Linked DNA regions of Homo sapiens: region 1 is linked to region 2. Evidence: chromatin loops called from intact Hi-C (ENCODE). Cell type or tissue: PC-9. All regions are shown on one strand.

Region 1 (4,000 bases), 200 kb before region 2:
ATCCCCGGACTTTACTGTAACAGAAGTCAATTCTCTTTTATACTGAAGCCAGTTTGAGTTGAATTTCTGACAATTAACAACAAAAAAAGTAACGAATGCACATGTCTTATAAGACTCTTGCACCAGCTGTATCTCCCACAGGACTGAGTACACAAGAGGTACTCAGGAGGCACGTGCCAGCGGAGAAGAGGCTCATGGGAGTCACACTGGCCCTCGTTGCCATCTGTGCCCAGTTCTCCAACCAGTGCTTGGGAGAGACTAACTCTTCCTCCATGCCCTTCTCCCAGCTGTATAGGGGCCAAGAAATAGCAGTTGCTCTGCCTACTTTCTGCAGATGTGTTCTTAGTCCCAAATGCAAGTAGGCTTCATGTTATATTTCAGCTGCAATCAACTAGTTGTGGCTATTGTACTAAGGATTTTGAATCAGCTTTCCGGCTGGGCTCAAAAAGATCCATGATCAACTTCTAACGCCTGCCATGGGAGCAAAAGGAGAGAGTAGTGGTGTATGTGCTGGGTACTTCTGATACTTACGTAAAAATTTCCCATACAGGAAATAGATTCTCTGGGTACTCAGCAGGTAAGCTGGATTAGAACCCAGGTTTCCAGAATTTCTATGCTAATGCTATTCCCAACACACTGAATGCTCTCCACGTAACTTGGAATGGGGGACACTGTTGACCTTGTCAATACCTGTGAATCCCACATGACAGGAGGTCTACCTTAGATCTCACCACTGGAGCAGATTCCCCAAGGGCAACAGGGAAGCCTTTATGAACAACCGTGACTTTCTCCCACCCCTTCTTTACCTTTGAAGAATGGGCAGATTTTCCAAACGGTGGCAGCCCCCTCCCGGTTGTACTGTCCCAGAGCCAGCTCCATGTAGAACAGGGGCATCCCCGCGATGATAAGGAACAGTGTGTACGGGATCAAGAAGGCACCTGGAGGACACAGGGGCAGAGTGTGACCTGACAGACCCCTGCCCCTCCCAGTCTTGGATCCGTGTCTGCAAGAGCTGCAAAGATCCTGGGCGTCTGCTCAGCTGGCTGTTTCCAAAGGCGACGCGCAGCAATCAATACTAATTATCATAAGAGTAAGAATATTTGTGGTAGTAATAATCATAACCATAATAGTGAGGTTCTGTGGTCAAATTAGTAAAATCTAGGTTAAGCAAAGCAAAATAGGTTTGCTTCTTGCAGGCTTCTCCTAGCCTTTGATACACAAGTGCATGCTGTGATGTGCCAGGAGGGGGATCACAGGTGTAGCCTTTACCAGATTTATTTAAACACTGAACTTTTTCTTTTATGAATCATCACTCTGGGAATGCCAATCTAACCCAAACCCTTCCTTTTACAGGCAAGAAAATTGAAACCAGAGAAAAAGAGACAGTGCCTAAATTTACATGACGGAGTTTCTAATTTTGCTGGCATCCTATCACATAGGGGTATATGTGGCTTGCTTTCCCAAGCATGATCTCACTGGATTCTTCTTAGAGTTTCACAACAGCCTGCAAACATAATAACCAGTCAGGGTCATTACGTACCCCCAGGGCAAACTGAGGGGCAGAGAAGGGAGTCTAATGGCTCCTTTTGGTGCTGCTGGTAGGTGATGGAAGCCGGATTCACATTCCGGCCTTGTGACCCACTAGGTCCCCACTGTTACAGGTGGCTGAAGCAAAGGGGCAGAGGTTCAAGTCTCTGACCAGGGAAGTTACCCACCCAGAACATCACAGAAACTTCATGGGGTCCCTGGGCACCAGGCAGCAATTAATTCCTGGGAGAATTCCTGGTGGACTTAGACGTGTCTGAGTTGCAGAGACAATTCTCAGTACACCCTGGCAGTCCGGGATGTGCTTAGTGGATTCTGACTCTGCGAGGTGACTCACTGGGACACATGTCATATGAGCCCCAGCTTGCAAGTGTGCCCAAAGCAACACACCAGCTCCTTTCCACGCACAGCTGGAGGTGGCCAGGCCAGATCCAAACTCCTGTTACCACTGGCCTTTAGCTAAGGTGTTGTAACCCTGGAAACCAAATACTCTCTGACCTACCCACATCAAGAAAACAGGAAATACTTTAACAATGGTAACATTAGCAATATTAACAATGGATACCAGCAGCTCACACTTGCTCGTCCCCTTCTGAGCTCCAAGCACTTTCATTCAATCCTCACCACAAAGATCAAAGATCATTATTATTTCCATTTTACAGATATGGAAACTAAGGTTTCAAGATAGCAAAGAACTGTGGCAAAGTCACATGATACCTAGGGTCAAACTCACTCAGCTACTCAGACTATCAGTCTCCACTTGTTTCTCAGGGTGCCTCTCCTAAGTAGGAAGCATGAAGTGTTGGCCCTAATGCTGAGAGACCTAGTCCCTTGTGAGTAGAAGATGGATCAGTGGTGGGGGGCAGGGCAGAAAGGGGGAAAAGGTAAAACTACTGGGAAATGAACATCTCCTGTGTATCAAGCAGGACCTGGGCTTGATCCCACTTACACTACCCAGAAACCCTCTGACATAGCAACTGCTATACCCATTTTTCAGATGAGGAAACTGAGGGTTGGAGAAATTAAATGACCTGACCGACCTTATCCTGCTGATAAGTTGTGGATCTAGGATTTGGGTCCAGGTCTGCCTGGCTCAAGAGCTCCAGAGCTGTTTCCAACATGCCCCACAGATTCTGGAACATTCCAGCCTAGATGAAGGACATGAGTCTGAATAGGATCAGAGGGTAGGTTGTTCTGAAATGGGGGATCTGGGACCAGCTAAGCCATGTGGTCTATTGGTCATAGGCTGGCCCAATGCTACAGCCACTGCTCCAGGCTGGAAGTCTCTGGAGTGGCCATGTGCTATTTCTCCCCTTCCTCATTTCTTCCTTTCATTCTCTTCCTTTCTCCCTCTCCCACATAGAAAGGGCTGGTTTGCCACCTGACCCATGTCCCTATGCACATTGCTGACAGTAATGGTGGTGCTGGTGTGCTGATGTAGATGGAGGTAGGCAGTGGGGTTGCTGAAAGTAACAAGTACCGTTTGTTGAGCACCTGTTATATGCCAAGCTGCACACAAGTTTTTACATAATTATTTATTTAAAACCACCCCTGAGAGAGAATTACCACAATCCCTTTTACAGATGAGGAAACTGAGGCTTAGAAAGGTTAAGTTGCTTGTCCAACTAGCAAGTATGAAGCTTGGCTTCAAACCTGGATCTGGCGCAGCCCCACTCTGCCTTGTGGCCAACTGCTACTCCCCTTGAGGATCTAGAGCCAGGGCAAGGGGCAGTTAGATAGCTGTATTAAACTGTTTAATAGGGCCAGGCACAGTGGCTCATGCCTGTAGTCCCAGCATTTAGGGAGGCCAAGGCAGGAGGCTTACTTGAGCCCAGGAACTCAAGAACAGCCTGGGCATCAGAGTTTGAGGCTCAGTGAGCTATGATCATGCCACTGCCCTGCAGCCTGGGTGACAGAGTGAGATGCTGACTCAAAAAAAAAAAATTTAGAGAGAGAGAAAAAGAGAGAAGAAAACAAAACAAACAAATAAACAAAAAATCTTTGATAGGCCTGAAGATGGAAGTCAGTGGCCCAAGGGAACGTGGGGAAGGAAAAAGCTAGGAGTCGCTGCTCCGACCTCGCCACTGTGGGTTGCCCCCAGCGACTCAATACTCTGCTGCATGGCCAAGGAAGGGGAAAAGCAGCATCAGCCAGTTAACCAGGCATCTCACTTTGGCCAGTTTCCTCAACTCTAAACCTCTGGGTGACACTGCCAACACATAGGTAAACTGCCCAGTTTGGAGTTATTCTTCCTCTGCTGGCTGGGAGGCACAGTAACATGAGAAAAGGAGGGAAGATGATGGGTCTGCATGTGCCTGCGGCTCTTCTCTGTGAGTGCATTTGATGTGGGCCAGCCAAAGCTTCATTCAGGTGGAAACAGATTAAGAAGACCAAAGAGTGGTGAAATGGCTAAGTAGGAATGAAAAAACAGCCAGCTACCCGCGGCCAGTGCCTT
Region 2 (4,000 bases):
GGTGGCTACACTAAACAACAGATTTTCAGTGTAGATGAAACAGCCTTCTACTGAAAGAAGATCCCATCTAGGACTTTTATATCTAGAGATGAGAAGTCAATGCCTGATTCAAAGGACAGGCTGACTCTCTTGTCAGGGGTTAATGCAGCTAGTGGCTTTAAGTTGAAGCCAATGCTTGCCCGCTAATTCAAAAATATTGGGCCCTTACGAAAATTTCTTTCAAACTACTACTGCTTATTGAGAAGGCACCTGGCCACCCAAGAGCTCTGATTGAGATGTATGAGATTCATGTTTTCATGCCTGCTAACACAACATCCATTCTGCAGCCCATGGATCGAGGAGTAATTCTGACTTTCAAGTCTTATTATTTAAGAAATTTATTTCATAAGGCTATAGCTGTCATACATAGTGATTCCTCTGATGGATCTGGGCAAAGTAAATTGAAAATCTTGTGAAAAGGATTAACCGTTTCAGATGCCCTTAAAAACATTCATGATTTCATCGGAGGAGGTCAAAATATCAACATTAGCAGGAGTTTGGAAGAAGTCATTTGCAACTCTCATGGATGACTTTCAGAGGTTCAAGACTTCAGTGGAGGAAGTAACTGCAGATGTGACAGAAATAACAAGAGAATTAGAATTAGAAGTGGAGCCTAAAGATGTGACTGAATTGCTATAATCTCATGATCAAACTTGAATGGATAAGGAGCTGCTTATGGATGAGCAAAGAAAGTGGTTTCTCGAGACAAAAACCTACTCTTGGTGAAGATGCTGTGAACATTGTTGAAATGACAACAAAGGATTTAGAATATTCCATAAACTTAGTTGATAAAGGAGTGGTGGCAGGGTTTGGGAGGATTTACTTGAATTTTAAAAGAAGTTCTAGTGTAGATAAAATGCTATCAAACAGCATTGCATGCTGCAGAGAAATCTTTTGTGAAAAGAACGGTCAATCAATGCAGCAAACTTTATTGTTGTCTTATTTTAGGCAATTGCCACAGCCACCCCAGCCTTCAGCAGCCACCACCCTGATCAGTTAGCAGCCATTAACAATGAGGCAACACTCTTTGCCAGCAAAAAGACTATGACTCACTGAAGGCTCAGATGATGGTGCTCTTTTTTTTTTTTTTTTTTTTTTTTTTTTTTTTTTTTTTTTACCAATCAAGTGTTTTTAAATTAGAGTATGTACTTTTTTTTAAACATAATGCTATTACACACTTAATAGACTATAATGTAATGTAAACATAACTGGTTTTTTTATAATCAGGGTCTTACTGTGTCACCAAGGCTGGAGTGCAGTGATACAATCATGGCTCACTGCAGCTTCTACCTCCTGGGCTCAAGTGATACTCCCACATCCGCCTCCCGAGTAGCTGGGACCACAGGTATGCACTACCATGCCCAGCTAATTTTTTTGATTTTTTTTGTGGAGACAGGGTCTCACTATGTTGCCCAGGCTGGTCTCAAATTCCTGGGCTTAAGCAATGTTCCCCCCTCAGCTTTCCAAATTGCTGGGATTACAAGTGTGAGCCACTATGCCCTGCCCATAACTTTTATATGTATTGGGAAACCAAAAACTGTGTGTCACTTGCTTTATTGCAATATTTGCTTCATGGTGGCTGCCTGGAATTGAACTTGCAACCTCTAGGAGTTATGCCTCTATTTGGGATGCACCTACACTTTCACCTGTAAATGAAGTTGGTCTGACCTAAGCGTGGAGCTACCTTTAAGGTTAGATAGAGGCTTCCCGAGGTTGAAGCTTCACCAATGGGAACAGAGCCAAAAAATCAGTGGAAACCCTGGACCCAGCCCTGCCTGTAGCCAGAAGTATCCTTCACTTTTTAGTTTGTGAGCCAATAAATCTCCTCCTCTCAACTTTGAGTTTTGTTTTGTTTTTTGCTTAAAGCTGCCTGGGTTGAGTTTCTGTCACTTGCAACCTGAAAGTCTTGACTGAAACAGTGAAAGACTTTAGCTGAGAAACCTCTTAGCCGAGAAACCTCCCATCTTAAAGATAAGAAACTGCAAAGCTTCTCATCTTTAAGGTCTCAGCTCCAGTGCTGCCTCCTCAGTGAAGCCTTGCTTGACTAGTCATCCCCTAAAATGAGTCACCTCTGTGTTATTTCATTTCTGGAAGCTACTGCTGTCTTGAAACAATCTTGTAACTTTTATTTCTGACTTCTTTATTGACTTCTGAACTAGAATGTCAGTTGTGTTTCCAGTACTTAGAACGGGGTTTTGCACATAGTAGGTACTCAATAAATATCTGTTGAACAAATAAATGGTTGAAGAAATGAATGATTCTTCCATACATATGAGCAGATGGAAGGGCAGGCTCAGTAAACAGAGTTAGGGCTGGTGGGGTGGTCCCCAGGGTAGAAGGAAAGGCCAGAAAGAGCATGAAGGCTACAGAGACCCTCTACCCGAGGTCCCTGCCCTCCTTGGTTTTGTCACAGGTCCCAGGTACATCTGAGAAGCATTCAAGGGCCCAAAAGTGGGCTGGAACACACAGCCCTTAAGGAGCAGAGGCAGGGCGTTCCCCAGGGCCAAGACATCCCAGAAGATTTAGGTTCTCTGCTGGGCTCCTCAACACCAGGCTCATGGATTCCAAGCTCCAGAGGCTCAGAAGTCCTGGTTACTGTTCTTAAAACCCTTTGCCAACTTTGACTTACTCTTAAATAAAACCACAACTCCTTGCCACAGCCTGCAGAACCCTCCACACCCTGCTGTGACCTCTCTGCAGCAATCGGGATCCCAGGAGGGAGCAGATGGCCCTCCCGGATAAGGATAATTCGAGGAGAGCTTACTGATGATGGATTAATTCCAAAGCACAGGGGTAGGGTATAAGGGAAGCCAAGGGGTGGCACGCAGGGACCTGGGCCAGAAGCACCAGGCCCAGAGGGCTGACCAGAGGGAGCAGTTCCTGGAACCCAAAAGGAGGGAAAATTGCACACAGCAGAGGCCATGAATGAAGCAGCCAGCCCCAGGCAACCTCCCAGGAGGAATCCGGAAATAAACACACTGACTTTATTCTCCTCTCTCCTTCTGATCTTTTGCCAGGCTTCCCATTGGCAGAACCCAGTCCATCCCAGGGAGCACAGGAGCTGGGCAATGCAGTCTGAGGGTGGGAGGTGCAGAGCCACCTGGGGAGGCAAAGAGGAGGGCCCAGCTCTGGCTTCTATCTTTGCATTCTTTCCCTTGATCTTTCAGCTTGGGCCACACTAGCCTTCTCTCTATTCCTGAAAGATAGCAACCCTGTGGTGAGGGCCATAAAGGTGGCTGCTCGGGTCTTCTTTTAAGAAAGAACTTGCAGACCGGGCTCAGTCGCTCTCGCCTGTAATCCCAACACTTTGAGAGGCCGAGGCATGTGGATCACTTGAGGTGAGGAGTTCGAGACCAGCCTAACCAACATGGTGAAACCCTATCTCCATTAAAAATTAGCCAGGAGTGGTGGTGCATGCCTGTAGTCCCAGCTACTCAGGAGGCTGAGGTGGGAGGATTGCTTGAACCCCGGAGGTGGAGGTTGCAGTGAGCCAAGATTGCGCCACTGAACTCCACCCTGGGAGACAGAACAAGATCCTGTCTCAAAAAAAAAAAAAGAAAAGAAAAGAAAAAGAAAGAACTTGCCATTCAGCAGCAGAATGCAGTGAAATGACAGCCTCAGCCTTTAAGCCTAAGCCATCCTCCTTTCAGTCAAGCCCCAGCTAATGGTTAAGCACGGCAGGGGGCTAGAGCCTGGTGTATCTGCCTAAATGTGGGACTCTATCCTTTCTCCAGAGCTCCCCATTGGGTGGGTTGATACTTTTCAGAGCTGTGTGGAGGTCTGAGATTCTCTCTTTTCAAATATGCTTCATTCCCCCTTTTTTTTCTTAGTCCCCCAAACTTATAGCTTCATCTCAGACTCTGATTCCTGGAGGACGCAACTAACACATCTGTCCCCACTGGATTTTGCATTCAATGTTCCCTTGAACTGCAAAGCTTCTCATCTTTAAGGTCTCAGCTCC

Evidence for each region. Hi-C counts contacts between places; a loop is a spot of excess contacts. Peaks named below come from ENCODE experiments on the same cell type or tissue, not always from the same donor. Only the 100,000 strongest peaks of a DNase experiment are listed, where the experiment ranks them.
Region 1: it touches region 2 in a loop (14-fold over the local background); 1 of 110 quality-filtered maps calls a loop at or near these places.

What each region holds. Positions count from the first base shown.
Region 1 is chr16:55,666,503-55,670,502 of GRCh38, reverse strand. It overlaps SLC6A2 (solute carrier family 6 member 2), which reads right to left. Exons shown (of 15, transcript NM_001172501.3): 3 at 807-938. Among named protein-coding and RNA genes, the nearest start is that of SLC6A2, 13 kb to the right of the region's middle. In PC-9, no CTCF peak of the experiment used is centred here; DNase peaks (open chromatin) are centred at 1,382 and 1,962; H3K4me3 peaks cover 869 bases; H3K27ac peaks cover 3,914 bases.
Region 2 is chr16:55,469,716-55,473,715 of GRCh38, reverse strand. No RefSeq gene overlaps it. Among named protein-coding and RNA genes, the nearest start is that of MMP2, 7.5 kb to the left of the region's middle. RefSeq lists enhancers at 2,173-3,063, 3,064-3,955. In PC-9, no CTCF peak of the experiment used is centred here; DNase peaks (open chromatin) are centred at 1,075, 2,065, 2,725, 3,015 and 1 weaker place; H3K4me3 peaks cover 881 bases; H3K27ac peaks cover 3,846 bases.